2 separate regions of the Homo sapiens genome follow, and region 1 is linked to region 2. Evidence: chromatin contacts called from ENCODE Hi-C data. All regions are on one chromosome and are shown on one strand. The core of a region is the stretch at or near the end of the contact, and the rest is flanking DNA. Distances in the headings are between cores, read along the strand shown. Region 1 holds the start of KLHL12 (kelch like family member 12). Region 2 holds the start of ZBED6 (zinc finger BED-type containing 6).

What was found. Hi-C counts contacts between places; a loop is a spot of excess contacts on that map. Pooled maps may share reads with other maps.
Region 1: a pooled map shows a loop between it and region 2 (11-fold over the local background). The contact joins the promoter of KLHL12 here to the promoter of ZBED6 in region 2. A Hi-C loop is called at or near these places in 6 of 50 pooled maps.

What each region holds. Positions count from the first base shown.
Region 1 is chr1:202,925,558-202,929,155 of GRCh38, reverse strand. KLHL12 (kelch like family member 12) reads left to right here and starts at 1,922. Exons shown (of 12, transcript NM_021633.4): 1 at 1,922-2,067. RefSeq lists enhancers at 1-151, 152-653, 1,730-1,779.
Region 2 is chr1:203,793,876-203,797,156 of GRCh38, reverse strand. ZBED6 (zinc finger BED-type containing 6) reads right to left here and starts at 1,534. Exons shown (of 17, transcript NM_001395895.1): 1 at 1-1,534. ZC3H11A (zinc finger CCCH-type containing 11A) reads right to left here and starts at 1,534. Exons shown (of 18, transcript NM_001376342.1): 1 at 1,363-1,534. RefSeq lists an enhancer at 1,414-1,833.

The DNA of each region.
Region 1 (3,598 bases), core at 673-3,172, 870 kb after region 2:
TGGTTTTAGTACCCTTAAGAATCAAAGGGCTAGGCGCTGTGGCTGACGCCTGTAATCCCAGCACTTTAGGAGGCCAAGGCGGGCGGATCACGAGGTCAGGAATTCGAGACCAGCCCGGCCAAGATGGCGAAACACCGTCTCTATTAAAAACACAAAAATTAGTCGGGCGTGGTGGTGTGCACCTGTACTCCCAGCTACTCGGAGAGGCTGAGGCAGGAGAATTGCTTGAACCCGGGAGGCGGAGGTTGCAGTGAGCTGAGATCGCGCCAGTGCACTCGAGCCTCGGCGACAGAGCAAGAGTCCGTCTCAAAAAAAAAAAAAAAAAAAAAAAAGAATCAAAGGGCTCACAGAGCATAATAGTATTACCAAACACAATTTGTCTAGACATTCAGATAAGCTGAACTAATTAAGCTTTTTGCCTTTTCAGTCACTAAGTGCACCAAAATAAATTAGAATTTCCTGAATCAATTAGAATTTCCTTAGAATCAATTCAGTGGTGATGACAGGGCCCATTATGATGCAGAGTATATACTGAGGTCTGTGGATCCTAAGGCTCAGAGGATTCTCGCCGCAGCGTTGTTCGGCCCGAAAAGGCCATTGTGGACAATGGACGTGAATAAATTTGAGGCCTCTGTGGGTTTTCTCGATGTCAAAAAGTTCCTCAGTACCTGGAAGGTAAAACATACTTGCTGCAATCAGATGCTTGGCATATTAAGCGTTGGAATTCTCTCTGCCTGCCCTGCCTAGTGAGCGGTAGGGAGGAACTCAGGCTCAGCCAATCGCCGAGCTGTAGATACATTCCCAGGCTCCCTGCCGGACCCCACAACATCCAGCCTTTTTTTTGTTTTTTCTTTTTTTTCTTTTTTCTTTTTTTTTTTTTTGAGACGGAGTCTTGCTCTGTCGCCCAGGCTGGAGTACAGTGGCGCGATCTCAGCTCACTGCAACCTCCGCCTCCCGGGTTCACGCCATTCTCCTGCCTCAGCTTCCCGAGTAGCTGGGACTACTGGCGCCCGCCACTACGCCCAGCCAATTTTTTTGTATTTTTAGTGGAGACGGGGTTTCACCGTGTTAGCCAGAATCGATCTCCTGACCTCGTGATCCACCCGTCTCGGCCTCCCAAAGTGCTGGGATTACAGGCGTGAGCCACCTCGCCTGGCCTTTTTTTTTTTTTTTTAAGAGACAGAGTCTCAGTCGGTCGCCCAGCCCGGAGTGCAATGGCGCGATCTCGGCTCAGCAACCTCCGCCTCCCAGGTTCTAGCGATTCTCCTGCATTAGCCTCCTGAGTAGTTGGGATTACAGGCGCGTGCCACAACGCCCGGCTAATTTTTTTGTATTTTCAGTAGAGATAGGGTTTCACCATGTTGGCCAGGCTGGTCTCGAACTCCTGACCTCAAGTAATACACCCGCCTCGGCCTCCCAAAGTGCCGGGATTACAGGCGTGAGCCACCACGCCTGGACATTTTTTTTTTTTTTTTTTTTTTACAGGGTCTCATTCTGTGGCCCAGGCTGGAGTGCAGTGGCGATCCTGGCTCACTGCAACCTCTGCTGCCTGGCTCAAGTGATCCTCCTGTCAGCCTCTCGAGTAGCTGGGACTACAGGCGCGGTGCGGGCTAATTTTTTTTTTTTTTTTTTTTTTGTAGAAACGGGGTTTTGCCGTGATCCCCAGGCGGGTCTGGAACTCCGGAGCTCAGGTAATTCGCTCGCCTCGGCCTGCCAAAGTGCCGGGATTATAGGCGTGAGCCACCATTCCCTGCCCACCCGACCTTTTTGTAATTCGGCTTCCTAGCAGCGTACAGAAGCCCCGCGCTAGGGTACAGACAGGTCACGTGACACCACCTCCTCACGTGACGCAGACTCTGGAGCGGGGGGAGGGCGGTGCTCCAGCTGCATTGCGTCATCACGTCGCGCGGCCGCAGGGGCCAGACCCGGACGGCTCCAGAGCCTCCAGAGCCTCCGGGTCTGGGCGGCGCTTCGGCTCCTCCCGAGCCGCCTGCTAGCCCCGCGCCGCACTCCATCCCCACAGGCTGGGGACGGGCCCGGTGCGGCTGTGTGGGTTCGGGAGCGGAGGTGAGTTGCGCGGAAGTGATGGCAGTCAGCCCTTCCCTTCCTGTCCGTCAACTCCGGGTTATGGCCCTACCCCCCATCCTTGGTCTCCCTGCAAGGCGGAATGGGAGACATGCCCAACAGAGGAGGAAGGCTGGCAGTGGGGTGGGGCATCTGGCCTCGGTCACCCTCTCAACTCTCCCCCTGAACTGCCCCTCTCCGATACCTCCACCTGGCGGTGGCGGCCATATGCCTGGTGGTATTAGGAGGAAGGACTTCGTTTCCTTCTCTAGAATTTAGTCTTTCCCGAGTTTACTACCCATTCCCTGCCCCGAATCTCCCGAAGTGGAATCCCTCCATTCAGATGTTAACGAAAGTTCTAGAAAATAGGTCACTTCAGAAGGGTGAGGATGAAGGATATGCTGAGACTTGGAGTGTTGAGGCAGGAATCCCCTAGAAGGAAGACCACTCTGCACCGGGGTACTGTCATTTTGACACGGAAACGATAAAAGACCCCCCGGGCTGTCTTCATAGTAAATGGACATTTGTTCTAGACCTTTTTACACCCCTAGAGTTGCAACTAAGTTGACTTAAGTCTTTTTGAAAAACATATGCTTTGATGAATCACCCGCTTTTCTGTAAAATGGGTCTTGCAGAGTTGTTGGAGGAATTATCTATAGTGCTTATAGAGTAAAATGCCAACTACAAACAGAAGTAGATGAGAATTTAGGATCTCATTTTTCCTGTTGAAAGATTAATTGTGACTTGTGGACTTTTGGAGACCACAGTTTGATTTCCTTCCCCCCGGATCATTTCAGAAAGTTTTGGATTCCAATATCGATTCTTTAACAGTAATGGACATTCACAGATGTAGAGTAGGAATACCCTCTTGTTGAAGAGCTTCAATATCTTAAGCAAGTGTAAGTCCATCGATAACTTGCGTGGTTTCCATTATTCAGTGTAGGTAATGGGTCCTCAATTGAAGTTTCTTTTTTTTTTTTTTTTTTTGAGACAGAGTCTCGCTCTGTTGCCCAGGCTGGAGTGCAGTGGTGTGATCTCGGCTCACTGCAACCTCCACCTCCTGGGTTCAAGTGATTCTCGGGCCTCAGCCTTCTTGGTAGCTAGGATTATAGGCGCGCATCACCACGCCTGGCTATTTTTTGTATTTTTAGTAGAGACTAGGTTTCACCATGTTGGCCAGGCTGCTCTCAAACTCCTGACCTCAACTGATCACCCACCTCAGCCTCCTAAAGTGCTGGGATTACAGGAGTGAGCTGTTGGGCCCGGCCTGAAGTTTCATTTTAAGAAGAAATCCAGATATGTTTGGAAGTCATCAGACATATCATTTGGATACTTCTTTAGAAAAAAGTTTATTTTTACTGAGTGGCCTTTCTTGCTCTAAGTTGAAGTTGAATACACACTTTTTCTTACATTAAATTCTAAACATTTATTGTGCAACTTCTAGGATAGAAAGCATACATATAAAGCAGGATCCTCTTTTTATGTATGCTCTAAATACTTATCTACTTAAGGACATTAAATAGTAATAATATAA
Region 2 (3,281 bases), core at 285-2,784:
TGCTTCATCAAGAACTATATCTACTTGAAATGCCTTCACCTTGTAAAATACATATTTTTATGATGCCTCATGATAGCGACATCAATTTCCCTTAATTCTGAAATTAACTATTTTCAGGAAATCTCATTTAAACAAAAACATAGTGCATCATTCAACATTCATCATTTAGGACTGTGATTTGCCAATACAACCCAAAAAGTCAATTCTGGAAAGCCAACACAGACTCCGCATACTGGTCACAGCAAATGCTAGTTGAGCCCTTTCAGTTCTAACTAAAAGTAATACAACCTTTTAAAATGTGAGTGGCTGGAAAAAAATGCTTTGAGAAAAAAATTTTAAAACAAGGTTAAATGCTGCATTTTCAAAGTACTGTTTGTATTAAGAGTTAATTCAAGTTTAGTTTTCAGATATTTTTAGACTTGAGAAGCTTTTACAGCCTGTAAGTAACTCACAAGTTGTACGCTATAGAGATAGCAAAAAGTGAAATATGAACTTTAAACCACTTCCATTTTTCGATTGATCCCTCCCCTTCCCCCAATACCTACATACATTTACCCTAAAAAGCATCGCTATCTCTAGTTCCACAGCCTCTTTCTCAAGGTCCAGAACCAAGGCCTGGAAGATGTCAACAATATAGGCCTTCCCCATAGGAATCCGCACCGATTATGGGAGTTTAGGGGTGTTCTTCATTACGGTTTCACCAGTCCTACAAGGAGAACGGAAGTGTCCCTGTTGCTCTTGACTCCGACGCTGAGGGCCAGGGGTGGGAGTGTAATGAGAGTGGGGAATGGGTGTAGGATACCGGAATAAGGTCGGTGGCTTTCTGTATGTGGAGTTTGAGACAAGCTCCAAAGTACCGGGACCCTGGAGAGGAATGAGAGTAGGTAAATTCAGCGCCCGGCACTCAGTCTGATTGATTTAGGCAGTGAGGGTCCGCTCAACTAGAGAAACTGTTGCCCCGAAGAAAGCAATCTAGTGTCAGTTCTCTCTTCGGGATTCGGGGGAACAGTCGGTTTTCGGGGCTGCTCCGGGCTCCTCGAGATTAGCGAACACCGGATGTGGGGGAGGGGAGGAAGGTTGGCTGGGAAAGGAGCAGGCGCCGTGGGGGTGGGGTGAACGGGGTGGGGGTGGGGAGGATGGGAAAAGTGAGCGGGAGCCTGGGGCTCCCAGCCAGCCCCGGCGAGGGCCGCGACCGGGAGGTGGGGGGGAGGGGTCGTTACGGCGAAGCTGAAGGATCCGCTCTGACTTCCCGGGATAGGCCGCGACCCAGGGGCGAGGGGAGGCCGCTGCCACTCCCCTCGCCCTCTCCCCCACCTCCCCGGCCCCAAGCCACCCGGGAATCAAAAAAACGGGTCTAGTTACCAGAGAACAGAAACTTTACCGAACCGATGACACTATCCCCGACTCCCGCTTGCTGCCACGTCTTTCTTCTTGCTTGGCCGCTGCCGTCCGTCGTCCTCCCAGCAGCAGCAGCACTAGCAGAAAACCAAGACTGCCAGCGTCAAAGATGGCGCCTGGCTACAGGCTCCGCTCTAAGGCCCGGCCGGTAAAAGTGCCAGCACGACGCAGGGCGCGAGGATTCTGGAAGATGTAGTTCCTCTATGAGGCGATGCCTAAGATGGCTGCTCCGGGTCACAGGGTCACGTGACGGGGGAGGCGCTGGGTCGGGGAGTCCCTTCCCTTCAGAGGAATGCCTCGAAGCCGGCTTTCATAACGTTTTGTTTTTGTTTTTAAATCAAATGAGGTAATAAGCGGGAGGGCCGCAGGAACTGAGACTGCCATTCAGTAAGCGCTCAATTTATTCTTACCAAAGTGTTTGCTTAATGAGTAAATCTCCCAAACCATGTATACATTTAATTTAGAAATAAACTGTACTTTTCCTAAGCATGCAATGTAGAATGATTTGTTAGTTTATTTTTTACTTGAAGAAGTGAGATTGGGCTTTGGGGGGGTGTTTCTTTGATTTCTTAAAGCAAATTTGTGTATTGGAAAAGTAATTCATGCTCGTGACAAAATTCAGGAGAGTTAGTTGGAGGTCGCAATCAGCAGTCTCATCCCTGCTTCATTATTAACATTGTCCCTTATTTTCCCTTTTGAATGTTTTTACTTTTTCCCCCGGTTATAAAAGTAATACACGTGGCCGGTGCGGTGGCTCACGACTGTAATTCCAGCACTTTGGGAGGCCTCGGCAGGCGGATCACAAGGTCAAGAGATCGAGACCATCCTGGTCAACATGGTGAAACCTCATCTTTACCAAAAATACAAAAATTAGCTAGGCGTGGTGGCACGCGCCTGTAGTCCCAACTACTCGAGAGGCTGAGGCAGGAGAATCGCTTGAATCTGGGAGGCAGAGGTTGCATTGAGCTGACATCGCACCACTGCACTCCAACCTGGCGACAGAGTAAGACTCCATCTCAAAAAAAAAAAAAAAAAAAAAAAGTAAAAAACTTAATACACGTAAGTTTTTTTAGAAACAATACAGAAATATAGAGAGTAGAAAGTTAAAATCTCTATTAATCTCATTCTTGAGAAATAGCTCTCATTAACTTACCATATATCCTTTCTGGCTTTTACACTGAAAATATACTTAAATATATTACACATATAATAGGAGCCCAAGGTCCCCCTGGGGTAGTGGCTCAGCAGAACTCTAATTAGGTGGCAACATTTTACCTAACTTGGGTAAAGGATATAGTTGTGCTACTAAGAAAGGAAACACTTGATGATAAAGCAGATGGGACTTCAGGCACCTTTTATTTCCTCGTGTGCTTGTTCTTCCAGCTGCCGGGTTGGTGATGTGCGAGTCCCAGGCAGCCCAAGACTAGGAATTTATCAGAGCAGAGGGGTCCTGAGCCTCCTCATATCTGGGCTTTTATCTCCTTTCAAAGTAAGAACCACAACTTTAGAATCTTAGCTCCAATCTCTGCCTTACGTGACAGTGCTCTGGCATTGCCATGTCAACAGACCTAATAAGCAAGTTCCTGGTAGCCAATTTCTTTTTTTCTTTCTTTTTCTTTTTCTTTTGTTTTGGTCTTCATTTTTTTGGTCTGTGTGACTCTTACTGGTAACCAATTTCTGTCTGTGCCACGACACCTAGGGTTTTTAAAATTTACCAGAGGGCTCTCCACATAGCTTAAGGGTTTTCCAACCTAGGACTCTCCAAGATGCAGTCCTGGCCTGACTAGTGTGCTATATAGAGTTTATAGTTATATTTCAGTAAACCTAAAGTATCATTGATTGTAAGATACACTTTTATTTTACAAGCCTCTAAGTGGAAGAAA